2 separate regions of the Homo sapiens genome follow, and region 2 is linked to region 1. Evidence: chromatin loops called from intact Hi-C (ENCODE). Cell type or tissue: heart left ventricle. All regions are shown on one strand.

Region 1 (8,000 bases):
TCTTCAGATACGGAGGTACTGGGGATTAAGGCTTCAATATATGAATTTTAGGGGACACAATTCAGCCCATAACAAAGGGCTTGAGATGAAAATTCACACAGCATCTGGGCTGGGGCAAGGGAGCCACCATGGCTGGTGCCCTGCCTATGTCTGCAAGACCCTCAGCTCTACCCCCTGAAGGTATAATCGCAAACACCTGCCACCTCCCACCTGAGGGCTTTTATCTGGCTGCTTTCTGCTGAGGGCACGTCCACCTGCATGCAGGGAAAGCCTACTAGAGGGTTAATGGCCAGAAGCAGCCCTCCACCAATGACTGATGGGATACAGACCCAGCTCCCTTGCCTGGGGTGGGGCAACTCTGCTTCCATGATCTACACTGTCTCCAGCATCCCCGGGCAGGAATGGGCTCCCATTGCCCACGGGGTAACTGGCTTGATCATGTGCCTTTCTTTTCTCTGTCTCACTTTGCCACTCCCCTACTGGTACTTCCTGGGATCACCTCCCAAGTAAATGACTTGCCCTTGAACCTCTGTCTCAAGGTCAGCTTCTGGGGGAACCCAAACAGTTAGGTGGCATGTGGACATGATGTGGAGATACGGGCAGAGGAAGCTGGCGTGGGAGGGGAGAGAGGGAAACGTGGATTCCAAGAGAGGGAAAGGGTTTCTGGGTTCCTGAGTCTCTAGTTCTGGTACCTATGAGCACTGCCCTGTGCCTCTCCCCCGTGGCTCTCCAAGTAGTTACATAAGTGGGGTGTTAGGTGTTCTGGAACCTAAGCTAGTTTAGCCTCTTCCCTATCTAGATGCAGCAAATTCTCTTGGACTCTTCCAGATTCTTCCCTCAAATATGGAATTATCAGGCAAGTTGATGCCTCTTGCTCTGGGGGAAAGGTAGCCCCAAGACATTCTGTGGCTATGTAAATATGCCCCCCAAAATAAATCCATGGTTTGTAGAGTGAAAGTTGAGCAAATCTGCATACAGGCCAGGAGCTACCCAGAAGGTCAGGAATCGAGGCCACATGCCCTTTTCTTTTGAGGTAAAACATGATCACAACCTTTCTGGTTAATTGTGATGAGCCTGACTGAGGCCCCTGGAGGAAAAAAAGATGTAAAGACCCACAGGGAAAAGAACCGTACCTGTGGGAGTCTGCACTAATGACTAGTGTTAAATACCAACTTCTTCCGTAGCTGCTTCTGGTTATGACTTCAAGTATGTTTTCTCATTCTCAGCATAATTGAAAGGCGTCAAATGATTAACACCAGAGGTTAAGATCTAGAACAATTTTGTCCAACCTGTGGGCTGCAAGCACCCCAGGGCAGCTTTGAATGTGGCCCAACTTTCTTAAGATGTTATGAGACTTTTTTTGTGATGTATAAATTATATAAGCTCTTCAGCTACCGTTAGTGTATTTTACATGTGGCCCAAGACTATTCTTCTTCCAATGTGGCCCAGGGAAGCCAAAAGATTGGGCACCCCTGATCTAGAAGTTAGGAGTCTTTCAGGAAGCTAAGAATAACTTACAGACACCTGATTCTATAACTCTATGAAACGTCTTAGATTCTTTGGTCTTAAAATAGTATTGGCCCAGGCGCGGTGGCTCATGCCTGTAATCCCAGCACTTTGGGAGGGTGAGGCAGGTAGATCACCTGAGGTGAGGAGTTTGAGAGCAGCCTGACCAACATGGCGAAACCCCGTCTCTAGTAAAAATACAAAAACTAGCCAGGCTTGGGGGCAGGTGCCTGTAATCCCAGTTACTCGGGAGGCTGAGGCACGAGAATCACTTGAACCCGGGAGGCAGAGGTTACAATGAGCTGAGATCGTGCCACTGCACTCCAGCCTGGGTGACAGAGCAAGACTGCCTCAAAAAAAAAAAAAAAAAAAAAAAAAAAAAAGTGGAGTACGATCATAATCTGTGTAGGCAGGAGAGAGGAAGCAATGGAGCCAGCAGGGTCTCGAGTCAGAGAGGAGTGGGAGTGGTTGGGTTGGCTGGCTTCAAGACTAGAGGGGTTCTTAATAATATAGGGTGCTATAGTCACAAGTGGGGGTGCATCCCAGGTGTTAGCAGGGTCCAACCCTTGGGTCTAGGGGTAGCATGATATTTATGACAATAATGATGGTGAACATGATAATGGGCATGACCACTCCTGTTTACAGGTGAGAAAACTTTACCCCTCTCAGCAGGACTGTCAGGTCCAAGGAGTAAAATTGGACCCTAAAAAATAGGATTCAACAGTCCTATTTGGGTCAGGGTGAACTCTTTGGCACCAAGGCTCTGGACACTTTGAGGGTGAAGCCAGGTGGGGTGGGGCTGGTTCTGGGGAAGGGCTGGTTCTGGGGAAGGGCTGGTTCTGGGGAAGGGCTGGTTCTGGGGAAGGGCTGGTTCTGGTGGCCTGAGATGCAGCAGGACTGAACAGGACTGTCCTTCCAGTAACCTCCATCCTTCCTCATCGAGCATGTCCCAACCCCAAACCTGTTTGGCACTTGCCTGATGGATTTAAATTGATGCCCTCAAAACTGCAAAACTAGGGCCAGTTCTCCCCCCTTTCTGTCCACGCACCTTCAAGAATTTAATGAGCTTGTCTAGGTTAAAATGTGTTATTCAAGCCCAATGTTTGTGGTATCACTGAGGAAGCAAATCCCAAACTAATAGAAGTTGCATGTAATGTAAAATAGCAATTAATCTCCATCATGAAGGGTAAGAAAAATTAACAAACCGCTGTTCAAATATTTATTAGGAGGAGAGACTGGACAGATATTCTTAGTCTATTACTGGGGGCAATTGAAATACAAGGAAACTGGGCTGGGCGCGGTGGCTCACGCCTATAGTCCTAGCACTTTGGGAGGCCGAGGCGGGTGGATTACCTGAGGTTGGGAGTTTAACACCAGCCTGACCAACATGGAGAAACCCCATCTCTACTAAAAATTCAAAATCAGCTGGGTGTGGTGGTGCATGCCTATAATCCCAGCTACTTTGGGAGGCTGAGGCAGGAGAATCGCTTGAACTCGGGAGGCAGAGGTTATGGTGAGCCGAGATCCTGCCATTGCACCCAAGCCTGGACAACAAGAGCAAAACTCTGTCTCAAAAAAAAAAAAAAAAACCAAGGAAACTGTCTGGTCCGTAACTGGGCATGGGGATGGGGTGGGCTTAGAAATGATTCCAGTAGGTGAGGGGTTCAGTGCCAGCCCAGGTGGGTGGGGAGGGGTGAGACCTGTGGTCTCTTTGACATATTAGAGTGGTGGGCAACTTCTGGATGCTTCTTCTCACCTCTTCTTGCTGAAATCAGGTTATGGTTGTTCAGCCTGACATGATGGCCATCTTCGACACAGGCAGGAGGATTCTGGCCCCTGCTCCAGCCAGAGGTTTAGCCCTGAACCCCAGCCTTGACCCCTCCTACCGTTGTCCTGCCTCTATGTTCCCTTCATCTACCTCCTCTTTTTGATGGCCTTGGCAATTCTTTTTTGTTTTTTTTTGAGATTGGAGTCTCATTCTGTAGCCCAGGCTGGAGTGCAGTGGTGCAACCTTGGCTCACTGCAACCTCGGCTCACTGCAACCTCCACCTCCCGGGTTCAAGTGATTCTCCTGCATCAGCTAGAGAATCGAGTAGCTGGGATTACAGGCACCCACCACCACGCCCAGCTAATTTTTTTTTTTTTTTTTTTTTTGTATTTATAGTAGAGATGGGGTTTCACCGTGTTGGCCAGGCTTGTCTCAAACTCCTGACTTCAAGTGATCCGCCCACCTCGGCCTCCCAAAGTGCTAGGATTACAGTTGTTAGCCACTGCAATTGGCCTAGGCAATTCTTAACAACTCTGGATTTTTCCCTACAAATGCTGAGCCACTCCCACAGGATTACCAACCACCTGTCCTCCTCCTACCAATACCCCACCTAAGACCTAGATAAAGGTGATGATAAAGGCTGGCACCTGGAAAACAAGGGTTCAGGCTTCCTTTCCCAGCTGAGGGAGATGCCTCCAAAGATGGCCGCCAACAACGCCTCCTGTCCCTGGACACGCAGGCTCCTGTCAAGAGGTGGCACTATTTCTCCTCCCTAGAATTTGGGCTGGCCTTGTGACCTGCTTTCACTTGTGCCGGTTCCATGCCTGGCTTGTAAGAGGCCTAGCAGCTTCTGTTCTCTTGGAGCCCTGAGCCACTGAGAAAGAAATCCAACTAACCTTCTGGAGACAGGCCCAGCCAGGGCCCAGCCGGTCCAACTACTCCTTGACAACCAAGGCTGCCACAAAGACAGGATAGAGGAAGGAACACAGAGGCAGGGCAATGGGAGGAGCCATTTAAGGCTGAGGTTCAGGGATGAGCCCCTGGATAGGGAAGGGGCCAGAACCTTTCTATGTGTGTCTTGAATGTTCCAGCTCCAGCTGAATGTGGGAGTGATCCCCAAAAATACCTTGTGGAGCAGAACTTCCCGTCTGCGTCTGGACATCCCTTAGAACCATAAGAAATAACTGTAATGAAGGCCAGGCCCGGTGGCTCACACCTGTAATCCCAGCACTTTGGGAGGCTCAGGTGGATAACCTGAGGTCGAGAGGTTGAGACCAGCCAGACCAACACCGAGAAACCCAGTCTCTACTAAAAATACAAAATTAGCCAGGTGTGGTGGCGCATGCCTCCCAGCTACTTGGGAGCCTGAAGCAGGAGAATTGCTTGAACCTGGGAGGCGGAGGTTGCGGTGAGCTGAGATTGAGCCATTGCCCTCCAGCCTGGGCAACAAGAGTGAAACTCTGTCCCAAAAAGAAAGGAAGGAAGGAAGGAAGGGAGGGAGGGAGGGTGGACTGTAATGGTTAATACTGAGTGTCAACTTGATTGGATTGAAGGATACAAAGTATTGATCCTGGGTGTGCCTGTGAGGGTGTTACCAAAGGAGATTAACATTTGAGTCAGTGGGCTGGAAAAGGCAGACCCACCCTCAATCTGGGTGGATAGCATCTAATCAGCTGCCAGCATGGCTAGAATATAAAGCAGGCAGAAAAAAGTGAAAAGGTGAGATGGGCCTAGCGTCCCAGCCTACATCTTTCTCCTCTGCTGGATGCTTCCTGCCCTTGAGCATCCAAGTTCTTCAGTTTTGGGACTCAGACTGGCTCTCTGCTCCTCAGCTTACAGACGGCCTATCGTGGGACCTTGTGATTATGTGAGTTAATACTTAATAAACTCTCCTTTATATATATATATATATACATATATATATCCTATTTGTTCTGACCCTCTAGAGAACCGTGACTAATACAATAAACATCATCATTTTAAGCCACTGAGATTTGGAGTGGAGTAGCGTATTAAATAGCAATAGGTAACTGAGACTCCAGCCCAGCTAGGACCAGTCTGGCACCCCCCTGCCATTTTGGATGCTGCAAACTATACTTGGCCAACTTCAGGATCCCCAGTTGACACCTACATGGGGTCTCCTGCTGCTGACCACCTGTCAGGGCTGCTCTGCCCACCAAGCTTCAAGCGGAAGCTCATGCCATTGTTCAACAAACATGGAGTCGCACCTGCTATTTAAGCCAATCCCTGTATTGGCCGCTGAGGATTCAGAGACACACTCCTGGCCTCTGAGGAGTTCACAGGCCCAAGGGGAGTCCGGCAGGAAGATAACATGCTAAAAGTCAGGGTGCAGAGTGTGAAATAGTAGCAGGACACAGTCCCAGGCAAGTTCAGGAGGTGGGAGTGGCAGCTATGCCCCAGTAGGCTTCATGGGGTTGGGTATTTGAGTGGTCAGCAGGGAGTTCTCCAGGCAGGTTGATTTTGTGCTGTCCCCTGTGGCCCTTCTCAATGCCGTTGCCTGCCCTCTGACCCCCTGCTCCCCAGCCCTGGGCCTCTGTGCTTCACCCAGGCAGGTTTTGCCCTCACTGGAGCCAGGCTCTACAGCCAATGGAGGATTTTAAGCAGAATGACATGGTGGTTGATGTTAGGTGAGGATTGGGAGGAACCAGAGACCTGGCCAGAGATGGGGAGCTCAGTGACAAGGCAGTTGCAGTGGTTAAGGTAAGAGAATCGTGGTGGAAAAGGAGCAAAGATCTGTGCCAAGGGGAGAGCCTAGGATTCAGAGGAGCCAGGCAACCAGGTCAAAGTGCATGGACCCCCAATCCAGTGCTGATTCCACTGTAGAGCGAATAAAAAGTAATTTTAAAGGTTAAAAATACAGATGAGTACGTGGAGGTAAATACAAGGATGTCCTCGGGAGCTGTGATTGTGATGGTAAGAAGTTGGAAAGAATCTGTCTATCAAGAGGAAAATAATTACATAAATTATGGTAATTCTTACGATAGAACATTATCAAGGAGCTAAAAGGAATGAACTCAGGCATATGTAACAACATGAGTAAGTCTTGCAAATACACTGTTGCATAAAGAAAAGCTGCATAATGATATATATGGTAAAAAATCCACTTATTTACTAAAATATACAAAATAATATTATATATTTTCTATGGGTTCCTATAAAATGCGTGAATATATTTTTGAAAGATCTGGAAGGCACTTGCCAAGTTCAATATTTGGAAAGGGGCCATGGACCAGGATTGCAGAAGGTGGGCAAAGAAAACTTGTGCTCCGTTCATAATTTTTTTTTAAAGAATGGTTCCATTTTACTGACATAATTAAATATTAATTAAAAATAGAAAACAATGAATTAAGGATTTGATTCATAGGTATTGTTAATCCCCCAAAATAATCAGCTCAGACCTTCACCCTCTGATCCCTCAAGGGAGCTGAAGTCCTACTACCAGACACTCATTCTGTGCCAGCGTCTGGGTGGCGGGAGTGTCACTGAGGAAAGGAGGGGATGAGAGTGTACCGAACCCCTGTTGTTTGGCATGTTGTTTGTTGGCACATGACAAATCTTGTGTCATTGAATTGTCACAGCTACCCTAAGCCGTGGGGGTGGGGGGGGCGCGGGTATGACGATTCTTATTGTACAGATGAGCTGCGTGCATTTGGGAAATTCAGTCAAATAAATAGTTCAAGATCACACAGCATGCAAGTGGAAAGATTTGAACCCAGGTCTGTATTGTCCCAAAAGCCATACCCTCTCCTCTGTACCAAGGAGGAACAAGAGGACAGACAGGCATGGAATCACCTGGGAGCTTTCAAAGCACACAGGTGCCAGATCCTGCCCTCAGAGATGCCGATGTGATTGACCTGGGGTGGGGCCTGGGCTTTTTTTTTTCTTTTTTTAAAGCTGTGACTATGCCCTGCCAGGCTTGAGGACAACTGCCTTAACTGGAGTCCAGCTCATTCCTCTCAGATCAGCCACCACGGGGTGACTCTTTCAACCGTGCCTCCCATTACTCAAGGGCTGTCCTTTTGGACAATGACTTTGTGAGAAGTGTTTATTACACTTGGGTGCATTTTAAAAAGGTGGCTCACAAACCCTGTCTCAGATTTGAGTTCCCATTTTCTCACTGTTTTTTTATTAGAGAATTCGAGACGGGTTCTTCAAGAAAAAAAATTACCCTAAGAAATAACCACCTTATAGAACGAGCAGGATCATGAATAAAAAAAAAGAAATTAAAAAAATAACCAGTAATAATTTTATGTATTTTATTTTACTTTATTTATTTATTTGAGACATAGTCTTGCTCTGTTGCCCAGGCTGGAGTGCAGTGGCACACTGCAACCCCCGCTGTAGAACTCGGCTCACTGCAAACCCCGCCTCCCAGGTTCAATCAATTCTCCTGACTCAGCTTCCCAAGTAGCTGGGATTACAGGTGCACACCACCATGCCTGGCTAATTTTCGTATTTTAGTAGAGACGGGGTTTCACCATGTTGGCCAGGCTGGTCTTGAACTCCTGACCTCAAGTGATCTGCTTGCCTCAGCCTCCCAAACTTCTGGGATTACAGGCGTGAGCTACCATGCCCAGCCTAATTTTATTTATTTTAAAGTCAGCGTTTCCTAGACCTCAGGCATTTGGGAGACAGCTTCACATTTGCCATGTTTGTATCACCACTGTTAATTTACTTAACATTTCACTTTAAATCAATACATAGT
Region 2 (8,000 bases), 200 kb after region 1:
AAGCAATCCTAAGCAAAAAGAACAAAGCTAGAGGCATCACACCACCTGAATTTAAAATATACTGCAAGGCTCTAATAACCAAAACAGCATGGTATTGATATAAAAACACAGACCAAGGGAACAAAAAGAGAACCCAGAAATAAATCCACGTACAGCCAATTGATTTTTGACAAAGGTACCAAGCACATACATTGGGGAAAAATGTTGTTGGGAAAACTGGATATCCATATCCAGAAGAATGAAACTAAACTCCTGTCTCTCACCATACGCAAAAAATCAACTCAAAATGTATAGGGAAAAGAAAGAGCGATCAGACTGTTACTGTGTCTATCTAGAAAAAGTAAGACAAAAGAAACTCCATTTTGATCTGTACTAAGAAAAATTGTTCTGCTTTGAGATGCTGTTAATCTGTAACTCTTGTCCCAACCCTGTGCTCACAAAAACATGTGCTGTATTGACTCAAGTTTTAAGGGATTTAGGGCTGTGCAGGATGTGCTTTGTTAAAAATGTTTTTGCAGCCAGGCGCAGTGGCTCATGCCTGTAATCCCAGCACTTTGGGAGGCCGAGGCGGGCAGATCATGAGGTCAGGAGATCGAGATCATCTTGGCTAATATGGTGAAACCCTGTCTGTACTAAAAATACAAAAGATTAGCCAGGCGTGGTGGCGGGCCCCTGTAGTCCCAGCTACTCGGGAGGCTGAGGCAGGAGAATGGCATGAACCTGGGAGGCGGAGCTTGCAGTTAGCCGAGATTGAGCCACTGCACTCCAGCCTGGGTGACAGAGCAAGACTCCGTCTCAAAAAAAAAAAAAAAAAAAAAATCACACCTGTAATCCCAGCACTTTGGGAGGCTGAGGCGGGCAGATCACGAGGTCTGGAGATCAAGACCATCCTGGCTAACACGGTGAAATCCCGTCTCTACTAAAAATACAACAAATTAGCTGGGCGTGGTGGTAGGCGCCTGTAGTCCCAGCTACTCGGGAGGCTGAGGCAGGAGAATGGCATGAACCCAGGAGGCAGAGCTTGCAGTGAGCCGAGATCGTGCCACTGCACTCCAGCCTGGGCGACAGCGCAACACTCCTTCTCAAAAAAAAAAAAAAATGTGTTTGCAGGCAGTATGCTTTGTGAAAGTCATCGCCATTCTCCATTCTCTATTAATCAGGGACACAATGCACTGTGGAAGGCCGCAGGGACCCCTGCCCAAGAAAGCCTGGGTATTGTCCAGGTTTCCCCGGACTGAGACAGCCTGAGATATGGCCTCGTGGGGAGGGAAAGACCTTACAGCCCCCCAGCCCGACACCCGTAAAGGGTCTGTGCTAAGGAGATTAGTGAAATAGGAAGGCCTCTATGCGGTAGAGATAAGAGTGTGGCATCTGTCTCCTGCACGTCCCTGGGAATGGAATGTCTCGGTGTAAAACCCGACCATACATTCTATTTACTGAGATAGGAGAAAACCTCCTTATGGCTGGAGATGAGACATCATGGCGGCAATACTGCTCTGTTACTCTTTACTGCACTGAGGTGTTTATGTAAGCTTAAACATAAATCTAGCGATTGTGCACATCCAGGCACAGCACCTTTTCTTAAACTTATTCATGACACAGAGTCTTTGCTCACATGGTCTTCTGCTGATCCTCTCCCCACCTTCACCCTATAGCCCCGCCACATTCCCCTTGCTGAGATAGTAAAGATAGTGATCAATAAATACTGAGGGAACTCAGAGACCAGCGCTGGTGCAGGTCCTCACTTGCTGAGCGCCGGTCCCTGGGCCCATTTTTCTTCCGCTATACTTTGTCTCTATGTCTTATTTCCTTTTCTCAGTCTCTCGTCTCCACCTTGCGAGAAATACCCACAGGTGTGCAGGGGCAGGCCCTCTTCATCTGGTGCCCAATGTGGGTTCCTTTCTCTACGGTGAAGATACGCTAGAGTGTGATCATTGAAGACAAATCGACGAGAGATTCCCGAAGACTTCCATGATCAGCCTTGTGGTAAGCTTGTGCACTCAGAGAAACCCAGGGTAAGAATGGGTCAAACTGAAAGCAAATATGCCTCTTATCTCAGCTTTATTAAAGTTATTTTAAGAAGAGGGGGAGTTAGAGCCTCCACAGAAATCTAATCATGCTATTTCAAACAATAGAACAATTCTGCCTATGGTTTCCAGAATAGGGAACGTTAGATCTAAAAGACTGGGAAAAAATTGGCAAAGAATTAAAACAAGCAAATAGGGAGGATAAAATCATCCCACTTACAGTATGGAATGATTGGGCCATTATTAAAATAGGTTTAGAATCATTTCAAACAGAAGAAGATAGCGTTTCAGTTTCTGATGCCCCTGAAAGCTGTGTAATAGATTGTGAGGAAGAGGCAGGGACAGAATTCAAGAAAGTAACGCAAGGTTCACAGTATAAAAAGGTAGATGAGTCTGGCTGGGCGCAGTGGCTCACACCTGTAATCCCAGCACTGTGGGAGGCCGAGGCGGATGGATCACAAGGTCAGGAGATCGAGACCGTCCTGGCTAACACAGTGAAACCCTGTCTTTACTAAAAAAATACAAAAACTTAGCCAGGCGTCGTGGCAGGTGTCTGTAGTCCCAGCTACTCGGGAGGCTGAGGCAGGAGAATGGCGTGAACCTGGGAGGCGGAGCTTGCAGTGAGCCGAGATGGCACCACTGCACTCCAGCCTGGGCAACAGAGCGAGACTCCGTCTCGAAAAAAAAAAAAAGAAAAAAAGGGTAGAAGAGTGTAATGGCTCAGTCAACGGAAAATGTTGACTACAACCAATTACAGGAGGTAATATATTATGAACCATCAAAATTGGGGGGAAAAGGTCTAGAACTATTGGGGCCATCAGAGTCTAACCCACGATGGCCAACTCCTCCTCCCACAGTTCAGATGCCCGTAACATTACAACCTCAAATGCAGGTTAGACAAGTACAAACCCCAAGAGAATATCAGATAGAAAAGGATAGTCTCTATCACAGCAATGCCAATCCAGATACAGTATTCACAATATCAGCTGGTAGAAAGTAAGACCCAACCGCCAGTACCCTATCAATACTGACCGCCAGCCGAACTTCAGTATCAGCCGCCCCCCAGAAAATCAGTATGGACAGCCAGGAACGTTTCCAGCACCACAGGGCACGCACGGCGATATAGCCTCAGCTGCCCACTATGAGACTTAATCCTACACCACCACCTAGTGGACAGGATGGTGCATTACATGAAATTATTGAGAAGGCAAGAAAACAAGGAGAGATACTGAGGCGTTTTAATTTCAAGTAATATTAGAGCCCATACTACCTGGAGAAGGGCCCTCCCCAAGCTGATGCCAGATATGAGTCCTTTTCTATAAAAATGCTAAAAGACATGAAAGAGGGAGTAAAACAGTATGGACCCAATTCTCCTTATATGAGAACATTATTAGATTCCATTGCTCATGGAAATAGACTTATTCCTTATGACTGGGAAATTTTGGCCAAATCATCACTCTCACCTTCTCAATTTTTACAATTTAAGACCTGGTGGATTGATGGGGTACAACAACAGATCCGCAAAAATAGGGCCGCCAATCCCAGTTAACATAGATGCAGGTAAAAAATAGAAAAATTAAACCACAAAAAATAGAAATAAGAAAAGACACATTAAAAACATTAAATGACTTTCAAAAATTGCTAGGAGATATTAATTGGATTTGGCCAATTTTAGGCATTCCTACTTATGCCATGTCAAATTTGTTCTCTATCTTAAGAGGGGACCCGGACTTAAATAGTAAAAGAATATTGACCCCAGAGGCAGCAAAAGAAATTGAATTAGTTGAAGAAAAAATTTGGTCAGCACAAGTAAATAGAATAGATCCCTTGGTCCCACTCCAACTTTTGATTTTTGCTACTGCACATTCTCTGACAGGCATCATTGTTCAAAATACTGATCTTGTGGAGTGGTCATTCCTTCCTCACAGTACAATTAAGACTTTTACATTGCATCAAATAGCTACATTAATTGGTCAGGCAAGGTTATGAATAATAAAATTGTGTGGAAGTGACCCAGACAAAATCATTGTTCCTTTAAACAAGGAACAGGTTAGACAAGCCTTTATCAATTCTTGTACATGGCAGACTGGTCTTGCTGATTTTGTGGGAATTATTGACAATCATTACCCAAAAACAAAAACCTTCCAGTTTTTAAAATTGACTACTTGGATTTTACCTAAAATTACCAGACATGAACCTTTAGAAAATGCTCTGACGGTGTTTACTAATGGTTCCAGCAATGAAAAAGCAGCTTACATTGGGCCAAAAGAACAAGTCATCGAAACTCAATATCACTGGGCTCAAAGAGCAGAGTTGGTTACAGTCATTACAGTGTTACAAGATTTTAATCAGCCTATTAATATTGTATCAGATTCTGCATATGTAGTACAGGCTACAAGGGATGTTGAGACAGCCCTAATCAAATATAGTATTGATGATCAGTTAAACCAGCTGTTCAACTTATTACAACAAACTGTGAGAAAAAGAAATTTCCCATTTTGTATTACTCACATTGAAGCACACACTAATTTACCAGGGTCTTTAACTAAAGCAAATGAACAAGCTGACTTACTGGTATCATCTGCATTCATAAAAGCACAAGAACTTCATGCTTTGACTCATGTAAATGCAGCAGGATTAAAAATAAATTTGATATCTCATGGAAACAGGCAAAAAATATTGTACAACATTGCACCCAGAGTCAAGTCCTACACCTGCCCACTCAAGAGGCGGGAGTTAATCCCAGAGGTCTATGTCCTAATGCGTTATGGCAAACGGATGTCACACATGTATCTTCATTTGGAAAATTATCATTTGTCCATGTGACAGTTGATACTTATTCACATTTCGTATGGGCAACTTGCGAGACAGGAGAAAGTACTTCCCATGTTAAAAGACATTTATTATATTGTTTTGCTCTCATGGGAGTTCTGGAAAAAATTAAAACTGACAATGGGCCAGGATACTGTAGTAAAACATTCCAAAAATTCTTAAATCAGTGGAAAATTACACATACAACAGGAATTCCCTATAATTCCCAAGGATAGGCCATAGTTGAAAGAACTAATAGAACACTCAAAACTCAATTGGTTAAACAAAAAAGAACTCTCCCTTTCCCTCTCCCTCTCCCCCTCCCTCTCCATCTCTGTCTCCATCTCCCTCTCCCCACGGTCTCCTTCTCCCTGTCTTTCCACGGTCTCCCTCTGATGCCGAGCCGAAGCTGGACTGTACTGCTGCCATCTCGGCTCACTGCAACCTCCCTGCCTGATTCTCCTGCCTCAGCCTGCTGAGTGCCTGGGATTGCAGGCACGCGCCGCCACGCCTAACTGGTTTTCGTATTTTTTTGGTGGAGACGGGGTTTCGCTGGGTTGGCCGGGCTGGTCTCCAGCTCCTAACCGCGAGTGATCTGCTAGCCTCAGCCTCCCGAGGTGCCGGGATTGCAGACGGAGTCTCGTTCACTCAGTGCTCAATGTTGCCCAGGCTGGAGTGCAGTGGCGTGATCTCGGCTAGCTACAACCTCCACCTCCCAGCCGCCTGCCTTAGCCTCCCAAAGTGCGGAGATTGCAGCCTCTGCCCGGCCGCCACCCCGTCTGGGAAGTGAGGAGCGTCTCTGCCTGGCCGTCCATCGTCTGGGATGTGAGGAGCCCCTCTGCCCGGCTGCCCAGTCTGGGAAGTGAGGAGCGCCTCTTCCCGGCCGCCATCCCATCTAGGAAGTGAGGAGCGTCTCTGCCCGGCCGCCCATCGTCTGAGATGTGGGGAGCGTCTCTGCCCCGCTGCCCCGTCTGGGATGTGAGGAGCACCTCTGCCCGGCCGCCACCCCATCTGGGAGGTGAGGAGCGTCTCTGCCCGGCTGCCCCGTCTGAGAAGTGAGGAGCCCCTCCGCCCGGCAGGTGCCCCATCTGAGAAGTGAGGAGCCCCTCCACCCGGCAGGCGCCCCTTCTGGGAAGTGAGGAGCGCCTCCGCCCGGCAGCTGCCCCGTCCGGGAGGGAGGTGGGGGGCCCTCCGGGAGGGAGGTGGGGGTCAGCCCCCGCCAGGCCAGCCGCCCCGTCCAGGAGGGAGGTGGGGGGGTCGGCCCCCCGCCCGGCCAGTCGCCCCATCCGGGAGGTGAGGGGTGCCTCTGCCTGGCTGCCCCAACTGGGAAGTGAGGAGCCCCTCTGCCCGGCCAGCCGCCCCATCCGGGAGGGAGGTGGGGGGGTCAGTCCCCCGCCCGGCCAGCCGCCCCGTCCGGGAGGGAGGTGGGGGGGTCAGCCCCCCGCACGGCCAGCTGCCCCGTCCGGGTGGTGAGGGGCACCTCTGCCCGGCCGCCCCTACTGGGAAGTGAGGAGCCCCTCTGCCCGGCCAGCCGCCCCGTCCGGGAGGGAGGTGAGGGGGTCAGCCCCCTGCCCGGCCAGCCGCCCCGTCCGGGAGGTGAGGGACGCCTCTGCCCGGCCGCCCCTGCTGGGAGGTGGGGAGCCCCTCTGCCTGGCCACCACCCCGTCTGAGAGGTGTGCCCAACAGCTCATTGAGAGCGGGCCGGGATGACAATGGCGGCTTTGTGCAATAGAAAGGGGGGAAGGGTGGGGAAAAGATTGAGAAATCGGATGGTTGCGGTGTCTGTGTAGAAAGAGGTAGACATGGGAGACTTTTCATTTTGTTCTGTACTAAGAAAAATTATTCTGCCTTGGGATCCTGTTGATCTGTGACCTTACCCCCAACCCTGTGCTCTCTGAAACATGTGCTGCGTCCACTCATGGTTAAATGGATTAAGGGTGGTGCAAGATGTGCTTTGTTAAACAGATGCTTGAAGGCAGCATGCTCGTTAAGAATCATCACCACTCCCTAATCTCAAGTACCCAGGGACACAAACACTGCGGAAGGCCGCTGCCTAGGAGAACCAGAGACCTTTGTTCACTTGTTTATCTGCTGACCTTCCCTCCACTATTGTCCTATGACCCTGCCAAATCCCCCTCTGTGAGAAACACCCAAGAATGATCAATAAAAATTAAAAAAAAAAACAAAAAAAAAAAAACAAAAAAAAAAAGAAAAAGCTGACACAGTTCTCTGAAAAAAGCCTAGAGAACACAAGGGTGACACAAACTCCAGAGAGTATGCTGCTTGCAGCTTTGATGATTGTATCAACAGTGGTAAGTCACCCCATGTCTGCAGGAGCAGCTGCAGCTAATTATACCTACTGGGCCTATGTGCCTTTCCCACCCTTAATTCGGGCAGTCACATGGATGGATAATCCTATTGAAGTATATGTTAATAATAGTGCATGGGTACCTGGCCCCATAGAGGATCGTTGCCCTGCCCAACTCGAGGAAGAAGGAATGATGATGAATATTTCAATTGAGTATCGTTATACTCCTATTTGCCTAGGGAGGGCACAAGGATGCTTAATGCCTGAAACCCAAAATTGGTTGGTAGAAGTACCTACTGTCAGTACCACCAGTAGATTTACTTATCACATGGTGAGTGGAATGTCACTCAGGCCACAGGTAAATTATTTACAGGACCCTTCTTATTAAAGATCATTATAATCTAAGTCTAAGGGGAAGCCTTGGCCCAAGGAAATTCCCAAAGGATCAAAAAGCCCAGAAGTTTTAGTTTGGGAAGAATGTGTGGCTGATAGTGCGGTGATACTACAAAACAATGAATTCAGAACTATTATAGATTGGGCATCTCGAGGTCAATTCTACCGCAGTTGCACAGGACAAACTCAATCTTGTTCCAGTGCACATGTGAGTCCGGCTGTGAACAGTGACTTCAGAGAAGGTTTAGATAAAAATAAGTACAAAAGGTTAGAATCTCCCTACCCTTGGGAATGGGCAGAAAAAGGAATCTCTGCTACAAGACCAAAGATAATAAGTCCTGTCATTGGTCCTGAACATCTAGAATTATGGAGGCTTATGTGGCCTCGCACCACATTGGAATTTGGTCTGGAAATCAAGTTATAGGAACAAAAGACCGTAAGCCATCTTATACTATTGACCT

Evidence for each region. A loop is a pair of places that touch in the nucleus more often than their neighbours do. Peaks named below come from ENCODE experiments on the same cell type or tissue, not always from the same donor. Only the 100,000 strongest peaks of a DNase experiment are listed, where the experiment ranks them.
Region 2: a loop joins it to region 1, with 5 times the contacts of the local background. A loop is called at or near these places in 48 of 110 quality-filtered maps.

What each region holds. Positions count from the first base shown.
Region 1 is chr20:33,929,591-33,937,590 of GRCh38, forward strand. No RefSeq gene overlaps it. Among named protein-coding and RNA genes, the nearest start is that of RALY, 60 kb to the right of the region's middle. RefSeq lists an enhancer at 3,608-4,108. In heart left ventricle, a CTCF peak has its summit at 4,027 (motif pointing right); a DNase peak (open chromatin) is centred at 4,021; H3K27ac peaks cover 332 bases.
Region 2 is chr20:34,126,655-34,134,654 of GRCh38, forward strand. No RefSeq gene overlaps it. Among named protein-coding and RNA genes, the nearest start is that of EIF2S2, 18 kb to the left of the region's middle. RefSeq lists an enhancer at 3,049-3,343. In heart left ventricle, a CTCF peak has its summit at 3,188 (motif pointing left); a DNase peak (open chromatin) is centred at 3,120.